2 separate regions of the Mus musculus genome follow, and region 2 is linked to region 1. Evidence: chromatin loops called from intact Hi-C (ENCODE). Cell type or tissue: heart. All regions are shown on one strand. Each heading gives the region's core, and the rest is flanking DNA. Links, peaks and the distances in the headings are about the cores only.

Region 1 (16,056 bases), core at 4,598-12,597:
GTAAGCCCTTCAATTACAGTTGCATGCACTTGATTCTCCGTGGCTGCAGCAAACGTCACTGTGTATATTTTGTATTTCCTATACCCATTCATCTGATGATGGAATCCTTGGCTGATTCCATAACTTGGCAGTAACACCGTAGCAGTAAATATGATGTTGCAGTGGTGTTGTGACCTAGAGTTCTTTGGGCAGATGTCCAGAAGTGGTCGAGGTAAAGAAGTTCTAATTTTAGGTAGGGTGTTTGTTTGTTTGTATGTTTTTGGACCTCAATATTCACTTCCATAGCAACTGCTCTAATTTACATTCCCTGAAGCAGTGTGCTGTTTCTTTTCCCTCAAATCCTTGTTAGAATTTATTGATGTTCATTTTCTTGATACGCACTGAGAGAGCCTTTAGTAAGATGACATCTCAATGTAGCTTTGACTTGCATTTCCTTTATGCCTAAGAATGCTGAATCACATTTGTTGGGCATTTGTGCTTCTTTGAGAATTTGATTAGAGTCTGGGGTTTGGAGTACTTAGGCTTTTGAGCTCTTCATGTATTCCAGATGTTAGTCCCCTGTCAGGTGAGTCTCTAACAAAGACATTTTGCCCCTGTTCTGTAAACTGTCTTCATTTTGGATTCAGAATGAGAGATAGGGAACTGGTTTCATTCTTCTACATGTGGATATAGAGTCCTTCTACATGTGGATATAGAGTCCTTCTACATGTGGATACAGAGTCCTTCTACATGTGGATAGAGTCCTTCTATGTGTGGATATAGAATCCTTCTATGTGTGGATATAGAGTCCTTCTATGTGTGGATATAGAGTCCTTCTACATGTGAATATAGAGTCCTTCTACATGTGGATATAGAATCCTTCTACATGTGGATATAGAATCCTTCTATATGTGGATATAGAATCCTTCTACATATGGATATAGAATCCTTCTACATGTGGATATAGAATGCTTCTACATGTGACTATAGAATCCTTCTATGTGTGGATATAGAATCCTTCTATGTGTGGATATAGAATCCTTCTATGTGTGGATATAGAGTCCTTCTATGTGTGGATATAGAGTCCTTCTACATGTGGATATAGAGTCCTTCTACATGTGGATATAGAATCCTTCTACATGTGGATATAGAATCCTTCTATATGTGGATATAGAATCCTTCTACATATGGATATAGAATCCTTCTACATGTGGATATAGAATGCTTCTACATGTGACTATAGAATCCTTCTATGTGTGGATATAGAGTCCTTCTATGTGTGGATATAGAGTCCTTCTACGTGTGATTATAGTTTCCCCAGCACTGTTGTTGTTGAGGCTGCCTCTTCTCTGATATATTTTTGTCAAGAATCAGGAGACTGCAGCTGTATGTATGTATTTCTGAATCTTCTATTCCATGTCTCTGTTTCTGTGCCTGTGCCATGCTAGTGTTGTTTTGTTACTATGGCTCTGTAGCATATTTTGAGATCAGGTATTATAATGTCTCCAGTGTGGCTCTTTTGATCTCTGACTAGTTGAGGTTTTTTTTTCCTCTGTGCTTCCATGTGAATTTTGGAACCCACTCTTGAGTTCTGTGAAGAATGTCATTGGAATTTAAAGGGGGATTTTATTGGATCTGTTGTAGATAACATTCAGCAAAATAGTCATTTTATTTGTTTCTATTTTTATTTTATTGAATATAGATGTTCTTCTGATTTTCCCTCCCTCGGCTTCTAGATCCTCCCCCCCTTCTATCCAGATCCATACCCTTCTTCTCTCTCATTACAAAACACACAGGCAGCTAAAGAATAATCATAAAATAAGATAAAAGAAAAACAGACAAATCTGAATAGAACAAATGGAAAAGAGCCAAAGAAAAACCACATGAAAACCAGGCACAGAGACCCACATGTGCATAGACACAGGAATTCCACAAAACCACAAACCCAGCAGCTATAATATATACACGAGTGACCTGAAAGGTTAAAACAGATGCCCTGACAAAGCATTATGAACCTCCAAGGATGCCACTGATTTAGGGTTTTTTTGTTAGCCATCTACTGCTGGGTGTGGGGCTTGCCCTTATTAAGAATGGATTATATCTCCAGTGAGATCCTGTTGGAGAAAAATAAGTTTTTGCTTGTAAGAGGCTGTCTTTGGAGAGAGCTTGTCCACTTCTCCTCTTAGCACTGGGCCCTGTCTGGTGCAGCCCCTGTGCACAGCCCCTGTGTGTGCCTCCAGTATCTGTGAGTTCTTATGTGCACCATTTCTGCTGTGTTTAGAAGGCTTAGTCTCATAGTACTAATTCTGCCGACCAATGAGCATCTACTCAGATTCTTCTTTCAAATTATTCTGGCAGTTCTTGGCCTTCTAGTCCTCATTGCAGAATCAGTTAGTCACGTTTCAGTATTAACATTGGGATTCTAATCAAAACCTCATTGAATTTGTCAGACCACTGTAATTGCTTGAAATGCCTTTATTGTATTACTGTGTCCCGTGTGTCCCTTGAATCTACTGTTTAAGCTCACATTCAGTTCAGGATGTGTTGCACTTTTACTGACGTTTCCGTCTGGTGGCAACAGCTAATTGACGTAGAGGGGAAAGCTTATGACAGTGTACTTACAAAGGAGGTGTTAAAATTACAGCTTGACCCTGGTTATTTAAAAAACCTATTATTTATCATTTGATCCTCTAATAATGGCATCAGCATGAGTTTATGTATATGATTTATAGTAATATTTTTGAGATAGAGTTTCATGTGGCTCGGGCTGGCATCCTACTTGCTATGTAGCTAAGGCTGGCCTTGAACTCTTAATCCTCCGGTTGCTATCCCTCAAGTGCTTGGATTACAAGACATGTGCCACCATGCCTGTTTTATGCAGTGTGAAGGCTCAAACCCAGGGTCTTGTGAATGCTAGGTGAACTGTTTTATCAACTGAGTTACATCCTCAGTTCTCAACACTTTTTTCCTTAATATTTTGTTGATGGAGCAGGGATGTCAGGAAAGCATTTGGAAGAAGCTGAGACTTGAGCTGCATTAAAGTGAACCTGAAAAGGGTGGTATATCCCTGGGCAGAATGTGGGCAAAAAGATTGCTGTGTGCTTCCTGGAAAGGTGTATGTGTGTGTGTGTGTGTGTGTGTGTGTGTGTATGTGTGTGTGTGTGTGTGTGTGTGTGTGACAGTCTATCTCTGTGTGTGTGTGTGTGTGTGCATGTGTCTGTGTCTCTGTGTGTTTGTGTGGTATATGTGATGTGTATCTGTCTTTGTATGAATGTGTGTATGTATGTATGTGTATGTGTGTGTCTGTGCATGTGTCTGTGTGTGTCTCTGTGTATGACTCTGTGTCTCTGTGTGTGACTGTGTATCTATCTGTGCATGTGTCTCTGTGTGTGTGTGTGTCTGTGCATGTGTCTCTTTGTGTGTCTCTGTGTGTGACTGTGTGTCTGTGCATGTGTCTCTGTGTCTATGTTTATCTGTGCATGTGTGTGTCTGTGCATGAGTCTCTCTGTGTGTGTCTGTGTGTGTGTGTCTGTGCATGTGTCTCTCTGTGTGTGTCTGTGTGTGTGTCTCTGTGTGCGACTGTGTATCTGTGCATGTGTCTGTGTGTGTGTGTGTCTGTGCATGTGTCTCTGTGTCTGTGTATGTGTCTGTGTGATGTCTGTGAAGACAGAATGGGAGGAGATATGGTAGACTATATATGGAGCTGCTCAGAGCTGGCTGCACACAGCCACTCATAGCCTCCAGACCTCAGCAGGGCTATAGCCTCCTCACTGAACTCTGATGTTCCTACCCTACCCTGCCGTGAACCTGTTGGAGTTACTGCTTCCGAGACATGTCTTCATGCTTCTGACCCTAGGTGACAGATCAGAAGCTGTCAGGACAGAGAGCTGCACTGGAGAGGGGTCAGAACCCTTTGCCTCTCTACTTGAGCCTCAATGTCAAAGAGAACCATCTGGAAACCCTCCACTTCAAGGGTAAAGTCCTGCCCATCCCATCCTCTAACAAACTCCAACTCCTCCACACCCCAGAGAATTCAGTATCACAGAGCCCGGGAGCCATCCCTCGGAGCACTGTGTCCTTGGGTGTGGGGTTGTCTGTGCATGTGGACAGGGATAAGTGAATGGTCACCCAGGAGTCTGCTTCCCTCATACCTGCAGGGTTGGTAACAGACAGGAGGGAGCCAAAGGCCTGCAAGGGGCAGTTTCACAGGCTCTCAACAGACCTGTGAGTCCCTGCTCTCTCTCTCCCATCCCCGCCTCTCTTTTCCATCCCATTAGAATGGGTAGAGTTCTCTCCCTATGAAGTTGGGTTTCTGAAATATGGAGGCTTTGTCCCTTCTGAGCTCTTCGGCTCTGAGTTCTTCATGGGACGGCTGATGAAGAGACTTCCCGAGTCCCAGATTTGCTTTCTGGAAGGTAAGCCCTATCTTCCTGGGTAGGACTCCTGTAGCTCAGATCTGGGCAGAACCCCAGGGTGAGGGACAGGTGGGCAGTGGGAAGAGTATTGATGAAATTGCTCTTTCCCCACACCCATTTTCTACTGGGACCCAAGAGTGGGGATCATTTGGTGCCCTGTGGGAAAGACAGGGTACAGGGATCTAAGGGCTGGCCCCTCTTGGGAATTTGGCTTTCAGGTATCTGGAGCAACCTTTTCTCTGTGAACCTGATGGATATCTGGTATGACATCACCTATGGGAAAGACTCAAACAATTTCCCTGTGGATGTCCGGAACTCAGGTAAATGAGGGGTGTTGAAGTGGGGAGCCCGGGCTGAGACCATTCCCCTTTGGAGGCTGGTGGGAGAGGTCATGAACAGGTATTTTTGGGCTTCTCATACAAGCAATGTCTGTTACTCTTGATGCAGAGAAGGAGTTCTCAGGCTCAGCAGGAACCTCCTCTGGTGTGGAGGCCCCATGGCTGGAGTCTGGAACAGCTCTGGCCCAGGCACTTAAGGGCTTTCTGACTGGCAGGCCATTCCACCAGCGTAGCGCCAACTTCCTCCATGGCCTCCAGCTGCACCGGGACTACTGTAACCAGAGACACTTCTCCACCTGGGCGGGTAAGGACCATGGCCATGTGTCCCCACAACCGGACTCCTGGTTGGGGTTGTGTTGTGGCTGATAGCTGGCAGTGGTTTGTGAGGAGGTCATATGTATGTTCTTCTGGGGTGTGGTCTGGAGATCCCATTGTGGGTTTAGGGGAAGGTCTGAATTCAAAGAGTGACATCAGACATAAGGCGACATGGAGGGGAATGGGATCAGAGGAGAGTTGCCGTTACCTATGGAAGGGTGACTGCTTCTAACCAGCATTGCCTTGTCTATCAGATTGCAACCTAGATGACACCCCGAATCAGCTGACCCCACAGGACCCTCAGCTCTGCCTAATTGATGCTGGCTGCTTCATGAACAGCAGCTGTCCCTCCCTGTTCCGCCCAGGTCGCCAAGTGGACCTCATAATCTCCTTCAATTACAACCAATCCCTTCCCTTTAAGGTGCCTAGTCACTCTGCGGGAACCCCTCTGCGGGGCCAGGTTCATCTCCACGGATGAGCAGCAGGGTCTCTGCCTCACACTTCCCATGACTAAGGGAGGGAGCTGTAACCCATAGGGTATTTCTGGGTCCTCCATTGGGAAGGGCGGCGATGGTGGTTGAGCTCTGAGATCCCAAGACAGGTGAATGGGAATTTCTGGGATACAACAACAGAGCTGGCAAGGGACCCCAAGCACTGCCACGGCCAACTCCCAACTTTCCCTAGGAAGTCTGGGTGGCAGCAGTGCCAGCCAGCATCACATGTAGGTCCACTACTGGAGCTCTTCAGGGCTAAGATTCAACTGATGCTGTAATAACAGTAGGGGGGTGGGGGAGGCTGCTGGATCTTCATTCCCACCTATAATTTCTAACTACTGGGATCCTTGGATTCCCTTGGAGGCCTTAGTTTGGGCCAGCGCAAGGCCAGGCTGTTGTCTTGACGCTGAGGGAGCAAGTGGGAACTGGAACGTACCTACAGTGAATCTGAGATAACACAGCTCCTTCTGGGCCGCTCTCTGCTCCCCCTAGGGGCTGCAGCAATCTGAGAAATACAGCAGAGCTCGGGGCCTGCCCTTCCCCCGTGTGGAGCCCAGCCCAGAGGACCACAGCCAGCCCCAGGAATGTTACCTCTTCTCAGACCCCACCTGCCCGGAAGCACCCGTTGTGCTGCACTTCCCGCTGGTCAATGACTCCTTCAGGGATCACTCAGCCCCTGGTGAGGCCATCTTCCCTTCTGGTTCCCTGGTGGGCAGAACAGCTCCAGGAAAGGCTTTGGGCTGGGCTCTGGGCTCTTTGGCCACGCCTCCCTGGCCTTGGGCACTGATGCTCACACCTTTGTGAAGCTCTCGGGTTTCAAGGACTTGTCGCTATCCTGGAACTTTATAGTGACCCTCTGTTTTGTGCCCGGTGTGGCCTGGGACCCCTTTTCAGGGACTAAGCCTTTCCTCAACTGACTTCCCGATCTCAGCCCTCCTCGCATCCCTTCCCATCCCCCTTTCCACCAGCTTGGCAGATTTTTTTGTCTACTTTGGGTGGGGGAATCTATTGCCTGCCTTTGTGCGTTACCCCCCAGTTTTCTAGTTGAGATCATAATTCTGACCCTTCCAGACTTACTCTCTTTTGATTGTTTTGATATAAGGTCTTTCTGGACAGCCCCAGTCGACATGTGGCCTCAACCTCAGTTTCTTGAGTGCTGGGATTAGTGCACTATCACACGTGGATTAAGGCTCTACTTTTTCTTCTTTTCTTTCTTTTTCTTTCTTTTTGAAATATGGGTGTTTTGTCTGCATGTGTGTCTGTGCACCACTTGCATGCCCTGGGGCCCAAAGAGGCCAGAAAGGGGTATCAGAACCCCTGCAACTGAAGCTAAAGATGGTTGTGAGCTACCATGTGGGGGCTGGGAGTGAGACCCAGGTCCTCGGGAAAAGCAGCCAGTACTTTTACTGCTCAGTTGTCCTCCCGGATCCCACATCTTTTCCCTTCCCTTCCCTTCCCTTCCCTTTCCCTTTTCTCTTCCCTTTTCTCTTCCCTTTTCTCTTCCCTTTTCTCTTCCCTTTTCTCTTCCCTTTTCTCTTCCCTTTTCTCTTCCCTTTTCTCTTCCCTTTTCTCTTCCCTTTTCTCTTCCCTTTTCTCTTCCCTTTTCTCTTCCCTTTTCTCTTCCCTTTTCTCTTCCCTTTTCTCTTCCCTTTTCTCTTCCCTTTTCTCTTCCCTTTTCTCTTCCCTTTTCTCTTCCCTTTTCTCTTCCCTTTTCTCTTCCCTTTTCTCTTCCCTTTTCTCTTCCCTTTTCTCTTCCCTTTTCTCTTCCCTTTTCTCTTCCCTTTTCTCTTCCCTTTTCTCTTCCCTTTTCTCTTCCCTTCCCTCTTCCCTTCCCTTTTCCCTTTTCCCTTCCCCTTCCCTTTTCCCTTCCTTTTTCCCTTTTCCCTTCCCTTCCCTTCCCTTTTCCCTTTCCTTCCCTTTTCCCTTTTCCCTTCCCTTCTCTTCCCTTCCCTTCCCTTCCCTTCCCTTCCCTTCCCTTCCCTTCCCTTCCCTTCCCTTCCCTCCCCTCCCCTCTCCTCCCCTCCCCTCCCCTTTCCCCCTTTCCCCCTTTCCCCCTTTCCCCCTTTCTCCCTTTCTCTCTTTATCTCTTTCTTTCAAGTTCTTCCACATATTAGCAAGAGCTCAGTAGCTACATCCCCAGCCCATGTTTTAATCGTCCAGGCTGTCTGCGATCTCAGTCTGTAGACCAGGCCTTGAATTTACAGTCCTGCCTCAGCCTTCTAAGTAGCCAGATGCCAGGCCTTAGAATTCCAAAGAAAGTCTTCTCTTTGCTCCCACCAGGAACTTTAAGAATCCTTTCGTTAATCTCAATTTTGCTCGTTCTCAGTTTCTGACTCTCCAAGAAGCTGTGGGGCAACCCCATGAACTGTCTGAACTATGGGATGTGTTGTAGGAGTTGTAGGGGGGACCAAACTCCTCTTACTTCAAACTTGTTTCTTATCATCCACATTTGTATTTCTGGCTGGAGGGAAAAGGACCCCTTCCATGGGGCTCAGCTTCCCCAGGGCCTGGCTGAGTGACAGTCTTGCACACCTATGGAGGCCTCTGGGCCCTGCTCCTGACCCTCCTCTCATCCTTGGCAGGTGTCAGGCGCAGCCCTGATGAGCTCAAGGCTGGGCAGGTGAATCTCACAGGGGCTGCCTCCCCCTACTTCATGTACAACATGACCTACAAGAACGAAGATTTCGACCGGTTGCTTCAGCTCTCTGACTACAATGTTCAGAACAACCAGGGCACTATCCTGCAGGCCCTGAGGACAGTTCTGAAACGGAGGGCTTCAGAGACCAGGCCATTGGGAGTGAAGACGTGAGGCTTCTCAGGGGGTCTCTGAGGCTCTGAAGACCACACTATGATCCTCCAACTTCCAAGGGCTTAACTCAGCCTGCATCTAGGCACAGTGGCAGTGCCTTTGGCTGGAGCTTCCAGTTCTCCACCCACATTTGTATTTCTGGCTGGAGGGAAAGGACCCCTTCCATGGGGCTCAGCTTCCTCAGGGCCTGGCTGAGCGACAGTCTTGCACACCTATGGAAGCCACTGCAGCTGGCCTCACTGCCCAGAGGGCGTACCCCACCCTCCATCCTTCCCTGTGTTTCCAGTTGGTCCTAGAGGAATTGAATACCTCCTGTGACACGTACATAAGACACCTGATGGCAGCAGACTGTTCACTGCTAATGGACATCTCCTTAGTTTTTGTAGTTTGAACTTGAATCCTGCAATCTTCAGTTCACCAGCTTGAATACTTTTTGGTGGATTCTGGAGGGAATTCAGTTATGGATCTTGCGATCTATGAAAGAAATGGTCTTCCTTCCTCCTTCCTGGTTCGAATGTGTTTTATTTCTTGTTCTGACTGAATTGCCCTGACTAGAATCCTGGACATTGTGCTCCACGGACACGGCAAGAGTAGCCATCCTTGGTTTTATTTCTGATATGGAAGGACAGCATCAAGGCTTCCTACCGTTTTGCTGTTCAATCTTAAGTGGGTTTGGGTTTTGTCAGATTGAAAACATTCTGTTCTGTCCCTAGTTTGTTGAGTGGTTTTGTTGTTAGTGATATCATAAAAAGGTATTGAATGTTGTCGCGTAATTTTTGCCTCTCTTGGGATACTCAGGTGGGTTTGTTTTTATTTTTATGTTTTTTTTAATTTTAATTTTAATTTATTTAATATACAAGTTGCTCTGTCTGCATGTACACCCAAGTGCCAGAAGAGGGCATCACATCCCCTTAAAGATGGGATAGTCTCACTCTTCATCCCTGGCTGGCCTGGATCTCATTATATAGACCCAAATGGCCACAGACTCACCGGATCTGCCTGCCTGTGCCTCTGCGAGTGCTGGGATTAAAAGTGTGAGCCACCATGCGAGTCTTTCCCTATATTCTATCCATGCGCCTCACTCCATTTACTGATTTTTGGATGTTGACCTCCCTTGCACTGACAATGTCATAGAATTTTTCATGTGTATTGCTATCATATCTTTCTCTATCTCCTACACTTATACACACACACACACACACACACACACTCGCTCCATTGGCAGGAGGCAAAGTGGGAACTTTAGGAGAGACTTCAGCTCAGGGCTTGGCCTCAGCTGATGTCCCCACACAGGGTCCTCCCTCAGCTGCCTCTTCCGTATCTGGCTTTGATTTGCTTTCTTGTAATACCATAAATTTGCTTTTCCCAGCCACCGTGTCCGTGCAGTGTACTGCGCATGGTACTTTGTTTTACGTGGGCGCTGCGTGCTGAGCTTCTTCGTTCTCACTGTGGTCGGTGATGTCAGATGGTATCACCACGTCTGTGCTTTCAGTAGTGAGATTCAGGAGTGAGAGGAGGAAAACCAGCTCCTGCCTCTGAGTGCCCTGAGGCTCTTACCCTCCTGTGGCCGCAGCACTCTCACAGAGTGATAGTGACAACAGTTACCATGGTTACCATGCAGTGACAGAACAAGACAAGGGACGACCATTCCCTAAGGTGGCTGAGCATGGAAGAGTCAAGACTGTCACAGGTTTGACTCACGTTAGCTGATCTTGGCTCAAGAGTGGATAAGATACCACTCATGCCTTCTTATCCCTGCTTCACTCACTACCTCCTAGATAAAAGTTATGAAGATACACACTTGTATATCTGTCTCTCTCCTGACAGCACCCAAGCCAGGGCAAACCTTTGCTACCTTGAAGATTCCCTTAAAATCATCTCTCACAAGCCCAAACCCTTCATTCAGTCCCACCCTCACCTCTACTGAGATGCTCTCCAGTTTCCCATGTGCTGCCTCCTTGGGTAAAACCACAAATGAAATTTGTCAACTACCAGCAAAGTTCCTGGTGGTCTCTGGCTGGTAGGCATCAACGGGTTAAGCAACTTTCTCAAGATCACTAAATACAGACAAGGATGGTGGTACACATCTGTATTCCCAGCACTCATGAATCTGAGACACGGGATCTGCAAGTTACAGGCCAGCTTGGGCTACACAGCAAAACCCTGCCTCAAAAACAGAACAAAACAAACAAACACCAACCAACCAACAACATCATCTTCATCAAAAAAACTACCAGGAAGCTGGGCATGGTGTTACATAACATTAATCCTAGCACCAAGTTTGAGGTCAGTCTGATCTACACAGGGAGCTCCAGGCCAGCCAAGTCTACATAGCATGGCCCTGTTTCAAAATAATAAAACCCAAACCAAAAATGAACAAACAAAACAATCAAGGCTGGTAAGATGTACCGCAGGTAAAGGTACCTGCTGCCAAGATGACAACCTGAGTTCAATCCCTTGGACCCACATGGTAGGAGAGAAACAACTTCATAAAAGTTGCCTTCTGACCTGTGGCAAATGAGTATACACTTACAATGGATGGATGGGTGGATGGATGGAACATAAAATGTCTAAGGGGCTGGAGAGAGGGCTAAGCAGGTCAGAGCACTGCCCTTGCAGAGGACCCAGGTTTGATTCCCAGCACCCACATGGTAACTCATAGCCATCTTTAACTCCAGTTCCAGGGGATCTAATGCTCTCTTCTGGCCTCCACAGACAACAGGCATTCACATGGTGCACATATATACACGCAGACAAATGCTCATACACATAAAATCTTAAGAATGTTAAACTAAAACAAAGCACGACGAAACAGACAAATAGAAACTCACTAAACTTGAAAGTGGGAAAGACAGACCAAGACGTGCCTTTTCCACACCGGTCCCCAGATTCTAAAGCAGTACTTAGCTCTGTGTCTTTGGGAACACCCTGTGTCTTGCATAACACATCCTACTTATGGATAGCCAACTTCATACAAAGTGAGGTCTGGTCTCTGCCTTCAACCCTAAGAAGGAATTTCTAAGCCCCAGAATGCCATGGTTTTGGGGTCATTAGCCTTGATGGGCTGCAGGAACTAAAGATTAGAAGTACTGTTCAGACTTCCAGGACAAGCAAGTGCTTTCCTGAAGCTCTACGTTTGAACTCTTCCAGCATCTGGTGGTCCTAAGGACCTTCAAATATGCAACCACCTGGTCCAAAATTGAGTGAGGTAAGGGAGAGTGGAGCGCCATTCCCTCAGGCTGTAGATGCATTCTGTAGCAGTGACCTCGAGACCCAGGAAGACATGGCACGCTGCAAGCTGTCTTTGCTCTGGGGTTCGGGCACCTCCAGGCTTTCAGGCTCTTGAGTGTGAGAGGGGCATAGAGTGAGCAAATGGATGGAGAGTCTCCATCCATTCAGAGACATTGAAAAAGTCAGAGAGAGCTGGGGTGAGGTCACAGAATGCTCAGCCTGAGGCAGACTGAGACCACTGCCATATCTGGCACATGAGTGTGCATGTGCCTTTGTCTCCCCTGCTATCACCCTTCCCAATCTGGTGAGGACTGACAGCAGCAGGTGTCAGCCCTACTCACAGATGTCGAGGTATATTGCTCATCTTGCAGCCCATGGGCTCCTCAGGAGGCCCAGAGCAGACAGGCAGAGACATGAAGCCCAGCAGGAAGACCCAGCATATCCTAGCTCTGCCTTCTGTTCAGCACAGGTGGTAGTCATGGGAATGGCAAACACAAATAACTAGACTGATTATCTTTTTTTCCTGAGCAAGATATATATAGCAGGAATAGCATTGTGTCAGAAAACTTTTTAAAAAGTATCAACTAAGAGACCAAACAAAAATAATAAGAAAGTAATTCTTGATAAAATTTCACACAATCTCAGAATTTTTCAAAAGTCCTGTCTTAGCTAGGGTTTTTACTGCTGTGAACAGACACCATGACCAAGGCAACTCTTATATGGACAACATTTAATTGGGGCTGGCTTACAGGTTCAGAGATTCAGTCCATTATCATCAAGGCAGGAGCATGGCAGCATCCAAGCAGGCATGGTGCAGGAGGAGCTGGGAGTTCTACATCTTCATCTGAAGGCTGCTAGGAGAAGACAGGCTCCCATGTGGTTAGGAGGAGGGTCTCATTGCCCACACCCACAATGACACACTTCCTCCAACAACACCACACCTCCTAATAGTGCCACTCCCTGGGCCAACCAAATTCAAACCATCTCAAGCCCTTAACTTGGAAATTTATATACCCTGATATAGGACATGGTGTTTGTGGTGGTTAACATTGTCAGTGTTGGGCCCCAGTGCCTAGAAATGGATTCAAACAGTATTCTAGAGGTTTCTCTGACTTTCTCTTTTAAATGAGATTTACATGGAAATTACTATATGAATGCAACAGAATCCTCTCCATCATGTGGGTGGACCTCATCCAGTCACTCGAAGGTCTTGATAGGCTGGCTTGAGGAGGCAGGAATTCTGATGACGCCACTTTTGGATTCAGATAGCAAGTCTTCCCTGGGAATTCCTGCTGGCCTCCTCCACCAAATTTTGGACTTATCAAGCTTCCTCAATGGTGTGAAACTACTTATTTCAATTATTTCTCAGTTTCTTTCAGTTACTCTACCTCTGTCTCTCTCTCTTCCTCTTTCTCTCTCTCTCTTTGTCTCCACCCACCTCCCACAGTATATCTATAGCCCACTGAAACTATGCAGAAAAACAATTGCATCTGTACATAACAGATTTTTTCTTGTCATTATTGCTAAAATACACAGCATAGCAACTGTATATGCCATATTCCTTGTATTAGGAATTACAAATCACCCAGAGATCATTTAAACTATATGGGAAGATTGTGTAGGTTTTATACAAACACTGTGTCCTTTTGTTTAAGAGGTTGGAACATCTGTGGATCTTGGGAGGTCTTGGGACTAATCCCCAAAATTGCTAAGAGACAGCCTCAGAATATGACAGCTCCTGGATCTCATTTAACTTCTGTGGGGCAAGGAACCGAAACCTGACCCTCAGAGTATCACTCTCTTCTACAGACAAAGAAGCAGACACCTGGGGCTGTGGGTGTAACCCGGTTGGTAGAATGAGTGCCACACCCTGGGATCAACCCTAACACATACAAGTCCTGTTGATTCTGTGGCTCTGTGGACCACCAGCTCACACTGATGCACATCAGGGAAAACAAAGCCTGCCATATTGGGCGAAGAGGTCTTAGTTTGTTTTCTTAAGATTTAGGAACAAGGTTGGGATGGATACCACCTTCATTATTTCTTCTTCTACCTCTTCTTCTTCCTTCTCCTCCTCCCTTTTCCTTTTGGTTGGTTTTAATTTGTTCTGTTTAAGATAGGATCTTGCTATATAGACCTGACTGGCCTGGAAATCACTCCTACCTTTGTCTCCCAAGTGACCACCTCTTTTCCTTTCTCTCTCTCTCTCTCTCTCTCTCTCTCTCTCTCTCTCTCTCTCTCCCTCCCTCCCACCCTCCCTCCCTCCCTCCCTCCCTCTCTCTCTCTCTCTCTCTCTCTCTTTCTTTCTTTCTTTCTTTCTTTCTTTCTTTCTTTCTTTCTATCTTTCTTTCTTTCTTTCTTTCTTTCATTCTGATTTATTTTTATGTACTCTGGTGCTCTGCCTGTCTGCATGCCTATGTGAGGGTATTAGATCCCCTGGAAGTGGAATTATAGACAATTGTGAGCCCTGTGGATGCTGGGAATTGAACCCAGGACCTTTGGAACAGCCGCCAGTTCTCTTAATTCTGTGCTATCTCTCCAGGCCCCACTGCGGTTTTGTTTGTTTGTTTGTTTTGTTTTGTTTTGTTTTGTTTGTTTGTTTGTTTGTTTTATCATGGCTCCTGTGTCTCATTTAGCTTCCGTGGGGCAGGAATAGAAGCCTGACTTAGCTGGCTCTCTATGATCAAGGAGGCTGCAAATTGCCTGCGCTTCATGGAAGAGGTCAGTATTTTAAAGAAAGTGCAGGAAATAGAAGATTGAGGGCTCTGGGAAGACTCCTGACCTGTGACTTGAGTATCTGTGATTCAGTGAACTGCCTGGGAAGAGACAGGTGCCTGAGAAGACCACCATGTTCAGAGGTGCTCTCAGAAGCACAGTGGGTGTTCCTGAGGATAAACCCAGGAAGTGCACTGCTGGGCTGGAGAGTCAATGTGTGAGTCTCTGAAGTAATTGGTCCAGCTGTGATGTTACAAGGCAGGGAAGTAGCAAAGGGGAGGAAGACATCACAGGTACCACCCAGGGCAGGATGTCAGAGACCCTCAGAGTATCACTCTCATCCACAGACAGAGAAGCACACACTTGGGGCTGGGGATGGAGCCCAGTTGGTAGAATGCTTGCTTAGCATTCGCCACACTCTGGATTTAACCCCCAGAAGCATATAATCTCCGCATGGCAGTACATACTTGTAATCCTAGCACTCAGGAGCCGCTGGGAGGAAAATCAGAAATTCAGAGTCACCTTTGGCTACATAATGAATCTGAGGCCAGCTTGGGCTACACGGAACTAAAACCAAACACACACAAGGCAGAAGCAAAACTCGCAGGAAGACGAAGTGCCTTGTCCAGGTTGCTCCGCTCCGAGAGTCTGGACACAGTGGGGACTCACTGTTTCAAGCTGTGGCTGTTACCCTTTTAGGAATAGGCACTAGAGGTTTCCTAGGCAATGTCCCCCTATTCTCATTGAGCTCACAGCCTGGGATCTTGGCTAACTCTACTTCAAATCAAGTGGTGGGCCTGTAGCTGGGGCCTGGCCAAGCAAAGACACGTCTTCCCCTAGCCACAAAGATTGGCTCAGAGATGAGCAGATGACTTTCACAGCCTTTATCAGGGTGAGGAGGTGGGCACATTCAGGTTGGATTTGAACCTGAGTCTGTATGAGGCAGAAGTGACTTCTACCATCTGAGCCTGGGAAGCAAGGAGAATGTCTAAGGACAGTGGGAAGATGGAGATTGCCTGAGGTATGGGACTGACACTGACTCTACCTATAGAGTGGACTCTGAGACTGGGACATTAGCCTCTATCTCTCTCTTTTTCCCTCCCTTCCTTCCATAAGTGACACACAGAAAAACTACTGACCTAACATTCTAAGCTGAACCATCCTGTGGAGGTGGGGGGAGAAATTCCAGTGTACAATGGAGGAAAAGAGTTTCATGGCATGCGTGCTAGACTCAGAATTCTGAGGCGTTGGAAAGTCAGAGTAGCCAGCAGATTTTTAACACTGAGCAATCAACAAAGTCCTTTGATATTATTAGACCAATACCATGTAGTGACCTGTACAGGCATGAGGGTAAGACTATAAAAAGCACCATCTACATTAGTAGAAAAGCTAGCACAAACTGAAATAATGTCCTTTAACCAAGGAATGGAGGGGCTGGAGATATGGATCACTGGTTTAGAGCACTGGATAGATACCCTTGCAAAAGACATGGGTTCAGTTTCCATCACCCATATAGTGGCTTACAATTGTCTGTAACTCCAGTTTCAGGGAATCTGCTGCCCTCTTCTGGTCTCCTCAGGCCCTTGGATGCATGCAGTGCACATAAACTTATACATCTTAAAAATCATATACATCAGGCTAGAGAGATGAGTGGTTAAGAGCACTGACTGCTCTTCTGAAGGTCCTGAGTTCAAATCCCAGCAACCATCCATCAGACGCCCTCTTCTGGTGTATCTGAAGACAGCTACAGTGTACTTATA
Region 2 (16,056 bases), core at 5,221-13,220, 93 kb after region 1:
TCGAGCCTCAGCTTCAGGAAAATCTTTACAGTCCCTACTAAATGGAGACAGGAAGTTGGCCCAAAGCTTCCTCTTTGTTCTCATCTTTAGGGATCCACACCAGGGACTCCTTAAACCTATGTTAATCACCCTCACCATCAGTAAACTGGGTTTCTCTCGCTCTCACAAGTGCTACATAGGCTGAGTGTGTGCCGTGTACCCGACCAGGGACTAATGTCCTGACATCACTGCCAAGTACAGATGTCAGTCAGTCACCATCCATGACTCACATATCTATGCATGCAGTCTCAGTTTTGATGCCTATTAACAAAGAACTGGGTTGGGTGCTCCGAACTCTTTAACGAGGACTCTCTGATTAACTGAGCCTAGGTTAGGCAGCAGATCCCTTACTGATAGCATAACTTGGTTTAGAGCAAAGGTGATCTTCTGGACCCTACTAAGTTACTCACTGCTCTGGGAAAGGCAGTCCTCGAACCATCCCCTTCCCTCCCTTCTCTTAACCAGCTCTCTGTATTCCATCATTTGTATTAAGCCAAGATCACTCCATGTTCTTATCTGTGGAGGAGCCCTTCCCAGAAGTCTACTTCTGTGCCTACAGGTACCGATAATAGCCATCATGGCCACAGGAGGTGGCACAAGGTCTATGGTCTCCTTGTATGGCCACCTGCTGGGGTTGCAGAAGCTGAACTTTCTGGACGCTTCTACTTACATCACCGGCTTGTCAGGTGCAACCTGGTAAGGAACTGGGCGCCGTCATTGGTGAAGCCCAGAGGAAGTACCAAATGGGTGTGGTCTGGGATCTGGTGGAACCATGAACTTTCCCATCCTAAGTAAAAGTGACTCATGATGCCTGGGAAACTCTACCATGCACAGCTATGGGATTTGAGGCATTTATTTTAATTCCTTAGACTCAGTTGCTGGATCTGTAAAGTGGGCTTAGCAATAGTCTTGGCCTCTCCCAGTATTAAGCACAGAGCTGCTGTATACATTGATCATTGTTGGCTATGTCCTTGGGGCTGTGGTCACAGTCCAAGAAAACATGGTGGCCAATGATAAATGAGCTTGGTGTTACCTTCTTTCCTAGTGAGACGCAGCCACCCTCTTTTGGGGCTTGGCCCAGTCTCCCAGGATGGGTAGAACCAGCCGGGTTGCTCTGGCTTGCTTCCCTGCAGTGCCTCGGTGCTATCCTTTGTCCTTGTTGCTGCCCTATCAGTGCCTCAGCCTCAAGCAGCTGAAAGGAGTGAGTAGAGCTTGCACAGGGCTGCCTCCTCCTGACTCTGCTGAGGTGAAAGGGAGGTGGATGCTGGGCTCCTAAAAGGAAGCCTGGTAGGGTCAAATCTAACAGGAGACATAGCACCAGGGGGAGTGGGGGGGGGTGTTATTTGTTCATTAATATTTAACTCAAATGGAATAAAGGAGCTTATAGATTAATGAAAATGTTTCAATGAATATCACCGACACAGTTGTCTTTATACACGAGAGTCTTTTTTTAAAGGATTTATTAATTTATTTTATGTATGTGAGTACACTATAGCTGTCTTCAGATACACCAGAAGAGGGCATCGGATCCCATTGCAGATGGTTGTGAGCCACCATGTGGTTTCTGGGAATTGAACTCAGGACCTCTGAAAGAGCAGTCAGTGCTCTTAACCGCTCTTAACCGCTGAGCCATCTCTCCAGCCCCTATACACCAGAGTCTTAACTCAGACCTTTTAATATTTTATGTAGTGGGAGGGGCTCAGTAAAATCATCCCTGTGACTACTAGATGCCTCTTAGCCAGAGCTACATCTTACTGTGTCAGGGCACAGTCCCTCTGCTGTGCCTTTTCTTTCTGTGGAACAACTCGTGGCTCTGATCAGAGGGCTTGGATGTTAACCTGTCCTGGGAAGCCCCCTTGATAGCTACTCCTCAGATGCTTTGGATCAGGTGGGACAAGTTGAAGTGCTGTCCTCTGCATCTGGCATAGCATCCTAAAGGGACTGGTTACAGGATATCCAGGGATCTATTTCTCTCAGCTGATAGTCAAGCCCCTTATATACATGGCAATTTATCTGCATAATGTCCCCCACACACTCCTAAGGGGTTCCTGAAGTCATCTCTAGATTACTTACAGCACCAATGCAATTTCTTTGTAAGTAGATATGTTCTCTTATTTCGGGAATAATGACAGTCCACAGAGGTTCAGTAAACAGAAGGAGTTTTCTGAATGATTTCAATCTACAGTTGGTTAGCTCTCTAGGTGAAGAACCTGCAGGTAAGGAGGTCACCCATAATGACTCCACTGTTACTCTATAGCAGAGAAGCACAAGTTCTAGCCCCAGGTCACCTATGTCAGGATTCATAGATCTAAAATCTAAACTCCATCCAGGGTCCAGGTTCAGTGGCTACACCCAGATAGCTATAAAGATAAAGTCACAGCACTAGAGAGATGCTTGGCTATGAAAAGCATGCAGCTCTTACAGAGGAACCAACTTTAGTTCCAATCACCCATGTCAGGAAATTCAAAAGTGCCGGCAACTCCAGTTCTCAGGGGATCCAATGCCTCACATATTTTTTTAAATTATTATTATTATAGTGGACATGGTGGCCCAGCACTCAGGAGTCAGAGACAGGTGGACTTTTGTGAATTCAAGGCTAGCCTGATCTACTTACCAAGTTTCAAACTAGCCGGGGTTTCATTATGAAACCCCATCTCAAACAAAAATAAAATCAGTAATAATAATTAAAAAAACATGTTTAAAATGATAACTTGTTTCAGCAGGGATGGGGGCACTGTATTATTCTGTTGGACTACTGTGTGGTAGACAGAAGACAGGGCCTCAGGCCCAGTCAGAATGTCAAAGTAAAACATTCACAGGGCCCCTGAACTGGGGAAAGCATGGGGAAAATTGCCTTTTAAAACAACAGTTAGCAGGCTAGAGAGATGGCTCAGTGGTTAAGAACCCTGACTGCTCTTCCAGAGGTCCTGAGTTCAAGTCCTAGCAGCTACATGGTGGCTCACAACCATCTGTAATGGGATCTGGTGCCCTCTTCTGGCAGTCAGGTATACACTCAAACAGAGCACAGAATAAACAAATCAATTTTTAAGTTTTTTTTTTTTTAATCAACAAAGATTAACAAGCTGATACATGCCTCTAATACTAGCTAACACTCAGGGGGTAGAAAGAGGCAAGAAGATCAGCAGTTCTAGGACAGTCTCAGCTATCTACTGAGTTGGAGGCCAGCCTGGTCTATATAAAACCCTGTTAATAAATGAAGACTAAATTAATAAAACACTAGCAATGGGTTTGGGGAAACTTTTCAAAAGTATGAAAGTAACAAATAAGTTTTATGGAGGGCAGGGTACTATCTGTAGAAGAAATCCCACCATTTTCCATCTTTCTTGGAACCAGTCCTAAGAAGGAAGGAGACACTTGTTTGTATATTGGGAGTCCTTAGACAAATTCTCCTGCCACTGTGGGTGCTCTGGAACAGAATAAAGAGGGCCCTTCCCTACGTTGACATACAGAAGTTTGATCCAACAGAGTCAGACCCAGACCCAGCTAAGGACCACTGAACTGGAGAACAGAGAGTTAGCTGACCATTGCTTGTCAAGGTCATTCAGCTCGTGACTGGAGTTTTTAAAGCTTTCTTCTAAAAGATTATTTTAAATTATGTGTCCGTGTGTACTCACACAATGCTTGTGTGACTATGCCCGTGTGGAGGACAACTTTCAGGTCTTGGTTCTTTCCTCTTACCACAGAGATGCCCAGGATCAAACTCAGGTAGCCATGCTTGTCAGCAATCATCTTTCCCTGCTGAACCATCTTACTGGACCCCAAACCTGGGCTTTAACTCAGTCCAGGGCCTGTGTTCAAAGGCCGCTACCAAATAACTGTAAAGTTAAGTCGCTTCAGCGGAGCCATGCTGGACTTCTGTGGGGCAAGCAGGAGACAGAGAGGACCTCAGGCCCAGCCTTGCTGCCTCCATTCACCACAGTCCACATAAAAGGTTTTTTTGTTTTGTTTTGGTTTGGTTTGGTTTGGTTTGGTTTTTGGTTTTTCGAGACAGGGTTTCTCTGTATAGCCCTGGCTGTCCTGGAACTCACTCTGTAGACCAGGGTGGCCTCGAACTCAGAAATCCGCCTGCCTCTGCCTCCGGAGTGCTGGGATTAAAGGCGTGCGCGCCACCACGCCCGGCTCACATAAAAGTTAAGGAGGAAAAGAGGGGGTGGAGAATGAGAAAGAAGGGGAAGGAGAAGAGGCAGAGGAGGAGCAACGAGATGAAACAAACCTTTTCAATACTTACTTTAAGTATGTGAGTGTTTTGCCTGCATGTATTTCTGTGCAGCATGTGCATGCCTGGTGCTTGCAGAGGCCAGAAGAGGGTGTTGGATCCCCTAGATCTGGAGTTAATGATAGTTGTAAGCTGTTATGTAGGTACTAGAAGTTGAATCTGGGTCCTCTGGAAGAGCAGCTCTGGGCTCCAGGAAGTGAAGCTTGAATTAGTGTCCTAGTCCGGAATCAGCCAATCCAGGAATCAGATGTTCCCATCCCTACCTCTTCACAGCTCTGGTGCTTCACACAATGCTAGCTTTTATGATTTTTTAATTTTTTTTTACAAGAACTGTATGAGCTGGGTACACCAATCACAATTCTTTGCCACTTCAGTTAGGGACACTGAGGCAAAGAGTGGCTAAGTAGCTTCCCCAAGATCACATAGCAAGTGAGTGGTAGAGCTTGGTTTTGAACCCAGGAAGATCTGAGCCCAGAAATCTTTTTTTTTTTTTAAGATTTATTTATTATTATATCTAAGTACACTGTAGCTGTCTTCAGATGCACCAGAACCAGAAGAGGGCATCAGATCTCATTCTGGGTGGTTGTGAGCTACCATGTGGTTGCTGGGATTTGAACTCAGGACCTTCAGAAGAGCAGTCGGTGCTCTTAACCACTGAGCCATCTCTCCAGCCCTGAGCCCAGAATTCTTATCTCAACTATCGTGATACACCCAACATACAACATGCATTCAAGAGAGGGAAACGGTCAGTTACGAGGTGCAGTGTTTGCTTGTCTCTTGCCACAGGCCTCCCTCATTCCCTCTCCTCTGGGCTCTTCTCCTGCCAGGTTTGGGACTCCCCATGATCTCATGATCTGCCCATCTTCTGTCCCATCTGGACATAGAGTTGCTCAGACCAGGTCTAGGGTCATCTGTGCTTGTCTCTCACCAGGACTATGGCTACCTTGTACAGTGATCCTGAGTGGTCCTCCAAAAACCTGGAGACTGTTGTCTTTGAGGCCCGGAGACATGTTGTCAAAGACAAGATGCCTGCCCTGTTCCCAGATCAGCTCTACAAATGGCGAGAGGACCTCCAAAAGCATAGCCAGGAGGGCTATAAGACCACGTTTACAGACTTTTGGGGCAAGCTGATCGAGTACAGTCTGGGAGATAAAGTGAGTGTTCAAGTCTTTCCTGGGTCCCACCTGCCTAGACTGGTATCAAATCATAGTCTTTCCTCCTCTGAGCCTCTATGGCCAAAAACATTAGGTTAGACCTGCAGGTGCACCATCATGCTGGAAGAATCATGGGGTGTCCAAACACATATTGGGGTGATAAAGATGGTGAGGTCATCTTTCACATCCCTTTCAGAGAACTAAGACCCCATGTTGGGCGAGCCTGGGTGCTCCCCTGCATACACGAAGCGTATTTTCTGAAAGCCATTCCAAAGCATCCACAGGAGAAAATGGGAAAGGAGCTGAGCAGAGCTAGAGAGCTGTTAATCATGCTTTCAGTCTGACCCCACAAAGACAAGGAAAAACCAAACAGAAGCATGTAAGTGTTGTGTGGCCTGGAAAGACTCACAGCAAGACCCTTGTGTTAAGTTCCTGATCCAGCAAGAGACCCTTCCTCAACAAACAAAGTAAGAAGCAATTGAAGAAGACAGCTGATGTCAACCTTGGAATCTATACACACATACACACATATACACACACATACATACACATGTACACACACATACACCCACATACACACACATACATACATATATACATACATACACACTTGCATACACCATCATGCATGCAAACACACATTAAGTATATGTGTGCATACCACACATATAAACACATGAAACACATAAAAAGAAAAGGAAATGAGGCATTTTGAGCAGTCAACAATAAGTTGACTCTTATTTTTTGTTGTTGTTCTGAGATAAAGTCTCACATTGTATAGCCCAGGCTAGCCTGGGACTCACATAGTTGGAGCTGGCTTTGAACTTGTAGTTATTCTCTTGCTTCCTCCTTCCAAGTGCTGGGATTACCTGAATGTGCCACCAAACTGGGCTAGCTCTCATCTGTAATATTTACTTATTCCTCTTTCATTTTTTTTAGGTGAAAGATAATTATTTAGATTTATTTTATGTGTATGATTGTTTCACCTCCGTGTGTGTATGTGTGTGTGTGTGTGGGGTGTCTGTGGGGGGTGGGGGGGGTTGTACCACGTGTGCCCACAGAGGTCAGAAGAGGGCCTTGGATCCATCTGCCTCTGTCTCCCACATGATGGGATTAAAAGCATGCAATATCACAACGGGCATCAAAACAATTTGTAGCAATAATAATCGATAGTAGCCCACATGATGAGGAGAAAACACGACAGCTTTCTAGGCAGAGAGTCTGAGTGTTCTGAGGCTCTCGTGCAATGAAGAACTGGGCTAGGAGGAGAGAGGCACGGCTAGGAGGAGGCCTCTGCTCTTCCACTCTGGCTGCAGCAGGAACCCACTGCCCTCCAGTACTCCTGACCCAACTGGGCTCTTCCCTGAGTCTGTGGCTTTACTTTTAGGACATTTAATCCTATATTGTTCAGATCTCTGGGTCCACGTGTGATAAGTACCCTATTTTGCTTCAGAGAAGGGCTAAGAGTTGTTGGCCAGCACAAGTGTTTGCCATTCCACCCAGGGTCCGGAGTCTTTATGCACAGGGTAACCACAGATAGTCAGAGCTTGGGTCCCTAGTACCTCAGCTTTGCCTCATTTGTGCTGCCTGATTCACTTTGGGACACAGTGGCCCAGGTGTCAGGATTTGCCTTAATGACACACAGAACTCTTGGGACTTGGGGTTTACCTAGACTGTCACCTACTTTCAGGTTTTTAAGCCTCTAGTTAGGAAGGAGGAAAGGAAGAAAGGAGGGAGGGAGGGAGAGGGAGGGAGGGAGAAAGGAAGGAAAAAAAGGAGGAAAGGAAGGAGGGAGGGAGGGAGAAAGGAAGGAAAGAAGAAAGGAGGGAGAGAGGGAAGGAAGGTAGGAAGGAAAGAAGGAAGGAAGGAAGGTAGGAAGGAAGGAAGGAAGGTAGGAAGGAAGGAAGGAAGAAATAAGGAGGGAGGGACAGGGGAAAGAGATTTTCCTCTTAAATTTTGAGAGAACCCAACACACCAAAATAATAAGACAAAATTTCCTGGTGCCACTCAGGTTCAGTAGTGAATGGGAAATAATAGCACTAAGAAGGAACCATGGTGCCCTTTCTGACCTCCACCAGATCCTCTAGCTCCTGAGACACGAGAACCCTGAGACCCCAGGAGACAGCCTTAAATTACAGAGCCAGCCCCACCCTACTTAGCTGCCAGGCAGCCTAAGAAGAAGCTATGCATTCTCCAAATGCATTTAAGAGTTGACAGCTCCAGTCGGCTGCAGCCAATACAAGTCACCTGGGGGCATCTGGAGCCTGGAAATAGCTGTTAAGGGTTCCGATTGTTCTCTTGTTCTTCACTGACTTAGTGTCAGCAACCTCCGCTAAGCATTGGTGTCCCTACAGAAAAACGAATGCAAGCTGTCAGATCAGCGAGCTGCTCTGTGCAGGGGACAGAACCCTCTGCCCATCTACCTCACCATCAATGTCAAGGATGATGTAAGCAACCAGGATTTCAGAGGTAACGCTGCTGGCTAGTGACTTAGATGGGGTCCCTTCTTGGCGGGTACAACACACCCTTTACCAATCTCCACATCAATAAACAGTGCCCCACAGCTGAAGAAATCTCCCTCATAAGTGGAGCCGATCAGGCAGTGTCTCCTAACGTTCCGGGGCTTATCTAAAGAGTCAGTGAGAAATGAAGACGGTGAAAAATGAAACTCTAAGATTTTCTCAGGCTGCTCAAAAGGGGAACGTAGAAGGGTCCATTTTTGCCCCTGTTTATCCAACTTCAGGGAGCAAAAGTTGAGCCCAGCGATTTGTAGAGTTGTTTTGTCCTGCAGCAAGTGCCCCCTTGTGTAACAAAGGGGAACTGCAACTTGCAATCGCAAGCTCCCCATGGCCCTGGAGCCACTGGGGGGCTGGAGGGAAGGCTGTGTGGATGACTCCCCAACCTGAGACTAATGTTGTTCCCTGTGTACAGAATGGTTCGAGTTCTCCCCCTACGAGGTGGGCATGCAGAAGTACGGAGCCTTCATCCCCAGCGAGTTATTTGGCTCCGAGTTCTTCATGGGGCGGCTGATGAAGAGGATTCCTGAGCCGGAGATGTGCTACATGCTAGGTGACTCCCTAAGATACTCAGCCCCAGAGAGGGCCAGGCCTGCCTTTGACTAACAGATAACAGGGAGAATCCGGGCCCATTGCTGGTCGCCTTGCTTAGCCTTGAGCTCTTGAACTTTCTGGATTTGCTGCTTTGCATGAAACCAGGAGGAGCTCCTGAATCTACTTCCAGATCGCAACTGCTCTAATCTTCCCAAAGCCTGTTAGGCCCAGGGAGACTTCAGTAAAGGGAGGATCCCAGCACCCTGGGCTCCTGTGGTCTATTTGAGGTTTACTCAGAAGATCTTGCATGGAAGATCTGAGATATGGAAAGCTGAGATAGGAAAAAAAGATTTTTAAAAAGATATTTGTGGCTGGGATTTGAACTCAGGACCTCTATCTAGAAGAGCAGTCAGTGCTCTTGACCACTGAGCCATCTCTCCAGCCCCATGAGAGAGAAGATTAGCACCCCAACTTTCTCCCTGCCTGGCTCCAGGCAGCAGTGGGTCTGCTTGCAGGAAAGACACAGCATCTCAGATCCCAGGCAGAGAAGACCCCCAACAGAAAGGACAGAGCCACTGGTTGGGGAAGCCTAGCCAGCTCCCTGTTCCTTGCTCTTTGGTTCCTCAGAAGCCAAGGTCACTGAGTACAGGGTCCACGGACTGTGACAGCCAATCTTTGTCCTTTGCTTCAGAGTCTCATCTGCAAAAAGTGACCTCAGAAAATAAGCCTATCATTACAGCTTCAAGGGCTGCTGTTTAAACTTCTTTTTTTGTTTGTTTGTTTTGTTGTTGTTTTTGGAGACAGGGTTTCTCTGTATACTGACAGACTGACAGGACAGCTCTGGCTGTCCTGGAACTCACTTTGTAGACCAGGCTGGCCTCGAACTCAGAAATCCGCCTGCCTTTGCCTCCCGAGGGCCGGGATCAAAGGCATGCGCCACCACCCGGCTTGAACTTCTTTTATTTAAACAGGATGTCTATCGACTTACTCCAGAGCAACCCATTTCAGAAAATCTAACTCAAGGCTCATTTCTTCTACGAACTCCACACTGCAGCTCACAACCCACAGTTCCTTCTTCCCTGAGACTTGGTCCCATATGCTTCTCAAACCTGTAGATCAGTTTGATCTGGTTCTTCACATGTTAGCTGCACAGAGGTTGTCTATTACCTAATTTCTCTGGACCTGTTTTCTCATCTCCATGTAAGATGAGAAATTAAATTAAGTTAAGAATATAATCATTAGTATTTGCTTGTTGGCGATAGGGTCTCACTCTGTAGCCCAGGTGGGCCTGGAACTTATTTTATAAATATCCTAGGCTAGTTTCAAATTCATGTCAGTCCTCTTGCTTCAACCTCCCTACTGGGACTACAGATGTGAGTTCCTATATCTGGCTTTATTATTATTATTATTATTGAAATTTTAATGTATCTTTATAATATTACTATATAAATTTTACATTAAAAGTAAGATCCAGCCTTATGTGTATCAAGGCTTACTGTATACCAGATACTGTCTTAATGCTTTCTTCATGTAGACTGATGCAAGATCAGAGCAGGGCCTGAACTTAAAGCCTACACTTTCAGCTGTCATTCCCCGACATAGCTATGCCTTAAGCACTCCCTGCTCCCTGCACTGAGGGAAGGGAGAAAAAGAGCTGAGCATTGGTACCGTCAGTCTGCATAGAACTGTCCTGTGGGAGACAGAAATCCAAGTCGGCCCTGCCCTGCCCCACCCTCCAAATAGCCTGGCCTAGAGTAGGCATGGGGATAAGGCCGAACCAGTGAGAGTTGGGGTGGGCAGGCAGGGAGTCTGGGGACAGTTGCTCATGACCTCTCTGCTTCTCTAGGGTTGTGGAGTAGCATCTTTTCCCTGAACCTGCTTGATGCCTGGAATTTGTCTCACACCTCAGAGGAGTTTTTCTATAGGTGGACAAGGGAGAGACTGCATGACATCGGTGGGTGACACCCTAGTTCCCCTCTTGGGTAGTGAATATACTGGGTATGGGTCATGAAGCAAGGACTGATTGCCTGTCAGGGTTTCCACATCACCCCAGACATGGGAAGGCAGTTTGCCTAGAGCATCACTGGGGGCAGGGCGGTTGTAGGCGGTACTCATGCTGAGGCCAGAAGGATGCTTCTGATATCCAGAGAGCTGATAAGCCTAGGGAATCTGTGAGCACAGAGAAAAACCAAACTTCTGGGCTCGCCATCCTCGCCGGGGCCTTCCTACCTTCTCTTTCTCCTTTTCTATACCCTCCATATCCTCCACCCTTGTCTCATAAAATGGATCGCTCTCTGGGGTCAAGCAACCAGGTACTACCCCAGCTTTTGTAACCTGCCCTCTATCCCTTCTCCCTACAGAAGATGATCCCATCCTGCCTGAAATCCCTAGGTGTGACGATAACCCCCTAGAGACCACAGTAGTGATCCCAACGACATGGCTGTCCAACACCTTCCGAGAAATCCTCACACGCAGGCCCTTCGTGTCTGAGTTCCACAACTTCCTGTACGGGATGCAGCTGCATACTGACTACTTACAGAACAGGCAGTTCTCTATGTGGAAAGGTACCACAACCTGGGCTGGCAAAGTTGGGAGGAAGGAAAAGCAAGCATGGATGTGGCCATAGAGGAAGATGGTCTCCTCTGGTCATGTTAATGGGCAGAACACAGCCAGCTTGGGTAAGGGAGGTGGCGAGGAGGGGAGTGGGGCAGGGCATGACACTCTATTTATGACTGAGAGCTTGAATGAATATGGCTTTGCCAGCAGGGGGCAATATAGGCATTAATTAGTTAATTGACTGTGACCACAGAATCTTCCTAGCAGTTCCAGCTTCAGAAGTTGGCCCAGTTGTACAAATGGAAAAATATGGACTTTTTTAGCAATATCTTTTGGGAGCACCTTTGACTGTGAGTGGTGCCCCCATTGCAGTTGAGGACACACAACCCAGCTCAGTCTCACAGCCCCAGGCCTTAGGCCACACTCTCATAGCTGGGATTCTGTATGCCTCCTTGAAAAGGCTTTAGGGACTAGGGCTAACATTCGTCCTATCCCACCATATGGCAATCTTCTCTGTTGTTTTATTTGTCCACAGCCTGCAAATTCCCTTCAGCATGGACTGTTATTTTGTCCTTGCTTTCTGGTGACAACGGGGCTGATAACTCTGGGTCCGTGGGTATCCATAGTTTATAAGATGCCCTTAAGCCCTTTCTTCACCACTAGGTCTATGGATGGGTCACAGTGGGTTTGTGTGCATAACCCATAGAAGACTTGCTAAAGCTTCAAGAGCATGCTGGTGTCCACTAGCCTACACAGAAAAGTAGGACTCAGTGCCCTAGGGAGTATGTGGGAGGCTAGAGGCCGGGGCTGAAGAGAGAAAGTTCCAGGGAGGGCACTCAGTACATACCAGGGCCTTCACCTCACCCACAGCTGACATCAGGTCACCTGGTAGGATGGTAACGAGAAGGCTTGACTTTCAGACACAGTACTGGACACCTTCCCAAACCAGCTGACACAGTTTGCAAAACACCTGAACCTGCTGGACACTGCGTTCTTTGTCAACTCCAGCTACGCACCCCTCCTTAGGCCAGAGAGAAAAGTCGACCTTATCATCCACCTCAATTACTGCGCAGGATCCCAGACAAAGGCAAGTATTACAGAGACATCCCCGGCTTCAGGGCTCCTGCGCGGTTACAGCACCATCACCTCAGAGGCCTGAGCGGCTGCAATGGAAGAATGTGCTCTGCAAACACACTCTGAGACTAAGGCATGGCACGGTGCAGGCTAGAGGACTAAATCTCACAGGCAACTGGCCGGCTTTCATGCGCTGGGACTTGGGGTTTACATGCACTCAGTAAATGGCAACTTTATTATCACGTTTGAGCATCTGATATACTTGGTCATTTTTCAGCTGAAAAAAAAATCATGATTCGTTTGTAGTATCTTATTTTTAAATTTTTTTCCATATGATCACACAGGTGACCAATGGTGGTATTGTTGATACACGCACACACACATATAGTGTATATGGCTACACTGTAGCTATCTTCAGACAAACCAGAAGAGGGCATCAGATCCCATTAGAAATATTGTGAGCCACCATGTGGTTGCTGGGAATTGAATTTATATTATTACTACTACTACTTTCTCTTTAAGGGAAAATCCTGAGCTTTTTGGTTTTTGTTTTTTGGTTTGTTTTGTTTTTTTCTTTTCTTTTTTTTTTTTTTCCGGTTGACTTTGACATAAAATCCAGCCTAAAGCTGGGAGAAGAAGGGAATTACAGACAAAAATGAGAGCAATGAGCCGGGCGTTGGTGGCACATGCCTTTAATCCCAGCACTTGGGAGGCAGAGGCAGGCGGATTTCTGAGTTCGAGGCCAGCCTGGTCTACAGAGCGAGTTCCAGGACGCCAGGGCTACACAGAGAAACCCTGTCTCGGAAAAAAAGAGAGAGAGAGAGAGCAATGATCGTGACCTGGGTTTGTAAATAAATGACAGTGTACTTCCCTACCCAGGCTCTCACCTGGCCCTTGCACCAGTTCTTTATGTAGATGGCACAGTCACTGCTATCCCTAGGTCAGAGGTGGGAACCAAGACTAAGTAGCTAGCTGGACACATGCAAGTAAGGCAGGCACAGGACTCGGACTTTTAACGGCACCTTTTCAAAGTCCAGCCCTTGGACACTGCTAGTCAGGACTCCAGGGGACTGGGCCCAGAGTCTGTTAATCTCACAGGATGCCCCCGCTATCTCACTGGTCTGTCTTTTAGTCGATGTAGCAGTAGCAGGGCTTCTGGGTTTAAAAAATTCATGGAAGAAGCTCGAGGCTGGCTAGGCACTAGCCTACTGCCTGGGCTTTTTGTCCTGAGCTAGCTTTTTCTTTTTCCCCCTAAAAATTCCACACAGTGGCAAAGCAGGTTGGGAGCAGTGTTAGCTAGGACAATCAGGAAACCAGTCCCAGGACCTCTGTGTGGTCTCCCTACCCCAGGCTTCCAGTGCTCACGGCTCTCCCATGCTGTTGCAGCCCCTGAAACAAACCTGTGAGTACTGTACCGAGCAGAAGATCCCCTTCCCCAGCTTCTCCATCCTGGAAGATGACAACAGTCTCAAGGAGTGCTACGTGATGGAGAATCCCCAGGAGCCCGACGCCCCCATCGTGGCTTACTTCCCACTCATCAGTGACACCTTCCAGAAGTACAAGGCTCCAGGTAAGCCCCCTCTATGTTGTATGTTCTATGTCCAGTTCCCACCGGACATAGATGAAATCTCCTGGTTGGGACACCTGGCTTAGCTCTAGTCGGAGCCCAGAGAGAGAAAGAGAGTTTCTTCCTTCCATCTTTATCCATGAGTTGGCAACATGGTCTCTGCTCTGTTAGTCATTTGACCAATTTATGATACCCAGCTATGTAGACTCTTGAAAGAAAGGAACTGTGCCTCTGCCTGGAGAAATGTAGGGTGTGTGTGTGTGCGCGCGTACGTGTGTGTCTGTGTGACTGTGTGTCTGTTCTGTGTGTGTCTGTGTATGAGCACACACATATGTGTGAGAGTGCATACATGCAAGTGTCTATGTGTATAAACAAGTCCTTACAATCTACCATAAGTGTCTATAACATATCCTCCTGCCCCAAGGTGTAGAGCGAAGTCCTGACGAGCTGGAACTGGGCCAGCTGAACATCTATGGACCAAAGTCTCCCTATGCCACCAAGGAGCTGACGTACACAGAGGCCGCCTTCGACAAGCTGGTGAAGCTCTCAGAATATAATATCCTCAATAACAGAGATAAGCTCATTCAGGCCTTGAGACTAGCAATGGAGAAGAAACGCATGAGGAGCCAGTGTCCCTCCTAGGCCTGGGGGAGTCCTATCTATCTCGTGTCTGCTTCTATTGTCAGAAGCATCGCCCCCAAAGCAGACCTCACACACAGCTGTCCCTGATCTCTGGCTAGGGTCGCAACACCTTGGCCTGGGCTTTCTAGTAAAATGTTACAAATGAACAAAGGTGAGAGAGAAAAGAAGAGTCTATTGGGTTTTATACCCCTGGGGCTTCTCTCCACTTTCTGGCAAGGAAGGTACCAGGGTCACAGACTCCCACACAGTCTCAAGTATAGAATGTGAATATGTGGGCACAGAGAGTGGCTAGTTCCCAAGAGCCCTCACCCTTCGAGCTGGAGGCAAAAGTTCCCTAAGCATCCCCTCCCCTCCTTTTCCTCCTTCCATGGCCAGTCTAGAGAAATGTCCAGGAAGACCAAGAACAGCAGAAGCTCACAGAGTGAGGATCCAGGGAAGCCTTGGCAGGCTGTGGGCAAGCGGCACCGGGTGCATGACGCTATCTGGCGCCAGTAACGTCCTCTGGCATCTCTCTGGCTTGCAGATGGGGTTATTTATTTATAAGTATGATTCTTCTTATTTATCACAGAAACACTATGGCCGATTTATCTACGTTCTTATACAGTGACTCAGAGAATAAGGTTAGGAAAGATGACCTCAGAATGGTGAGTTAGGACTCTGACAAAGACCTCAGCTTTGGAGGAGAATCTCTGGGGAAGCCCTGGACACCCGGACACCCAGCCTCCTGGCTTCACTAAAAGATAGAAGGGGGTCCCTGCAGTGAGCAGGTAAAAGCCAAAGGGCAGCTAGGTATGTGGCCTTTGGGGAGCCCAACGTGCCTGGAGGACAAGGGCCTCTTTCTGAGCCACATGATCCCTCCACAGTCCTGGTTGTTGAGAGATTAATGACACCCAACGGTGTTGTTTATATGTTTCAAATGGACTCCTGGTTCCATCATTGCTATTTAAAGTGGATTCGATTGGGCCTGGCTATAAGCCCAGACCCAGCCACACCTACAGGAACCCATACTGTGAAGAGACACCAGTGCCTCTGCTCCAGCCTTACCTGTCAGTGAGGGGGGTTGACTCCTGTGTGGGTACCATTGGGGAAGGATGGATTTATCACACTCTCCTACCAGCCTGGGGAGCATGAGTCCATAGACTCTGCTGAGCCACTGATAAGCTGGGCTTCTGAGCCTGGAAAACTGGTCCCTACCCAAGTGTTGCTGATGTGAGTTGGATGTTCATCACCTCCTCTAGCCCTCCACTGGAGTAGCTGGCTGGCATTGCTTTTGCTTCCCCCATGTAGAGAACAGGCTCTGAATTGTCAAAGAGAGCCAAGATAGAACCTTGTATTTTGCAAGGTTTGACTCACCATAGCATATAAAGTTTATAAGAGCACTGTACCATTTGAACACAGAATAAAGTGGTTATGAAGGTGAATATTGGTTCATCTGTTTTCATTTCTGGTGCCACAAAGCACTTCTGACTCCCATCCTTGCTCCTAACTCTCGCCTCTGCCCTCAGTTTACAATTCACTCCTCTGGTCTTTCTTTTTTTTTTTTTTCAAAGATTTATTTTATTTATTTTATGTATGTGAGTACACTGTAGCTGTACAGTTGGTTCTGAGCCTCTGCTTGCTCCGAGTCAAAGATTCATTTATTATTATACATAAGTACACTGTAGCTGACTTTAGACACAACAGAAGAGGGCGTCAGATCTCATGGTGGTTGTAAGCCACCATGTGGTTGCTGGGAAT

Evidence for each region. Hi-C counts contacts between places; a loop is a spot of excess contacts. Peaks named below come from ENCODE experiments on the same cell type or tissue, not always from the same donor. Only the 100,000 strongest peaks of a DNase experiment are listed, where the experiment ranks them.
Region 2: a loop joins it to region 1, with 8 times the contacts of the local background. A loop is called at or near these places in 25 of 42 quality-filtered maps.

The regions. Positions count from the first base shown.
Region 1 is chr2:120,258,933-120,274,988 of GRCm38, reverse strand. Pla2g4d (phospholipase A2, group IVD) reads left to right here. Exons shown (of 20, transcript NM_001024137.1): 14 at 3,836-3,953; 15 at 4,257-4,394; 16 at 4,613-4,714; 17 at 4,842-5,036; 18 at 5,302-5,468; 19 at 6,034-6,220; 20 at 8,124-9,120. The coding sequence ends at 8,350. Gm52560 (a long non-coding RNA gene) reads right to left here and starts at 13,738. Exons shown (of 2, transcript XR_003954057.1): 1 at 12,331-13,738. In heart, for the core only: a CTCF peak has its summit at 9,235 (motif pointing right); no DNase peak of the experiment used is centred there; H3K4me3 peaks cover 546 bases; H3K27ac peaks cover 294 bases; H3K27me3 peaks cover 3,470 bases.
Region 2 is chr2:120,166,096-120,182,151 of GRCm38, reverse strand. It overlaps Pla2g4e (phospholipase A2, group IVE), which reads left to right. Exons shown (of 20, transcript NM_177845.4): 12 at 599-735; 13 at 5,208-5,430; 14 at 7,785-7,899; 15 at 8,362-8,499; 16 at 10,327-10,434; 17 at 10,841-11,044; 18 at 11,957-12,123; 19 at 13,497-13,680; 20 at 14,102-15,740. The coding sequence ends at 14,319. Among named protein-coding and RNA genes, the nearest start is that of Ehd4, 20 kb to the right of the region's middle. In heart, for the core only: CTCF peaks have their summits at 11,249 (motif pointing right) and 12,538 (motif pointing right); DNase peaks (open chromatin) are centred at 8,251 and 11,151; H3K27me3 peaks cover 596 bases.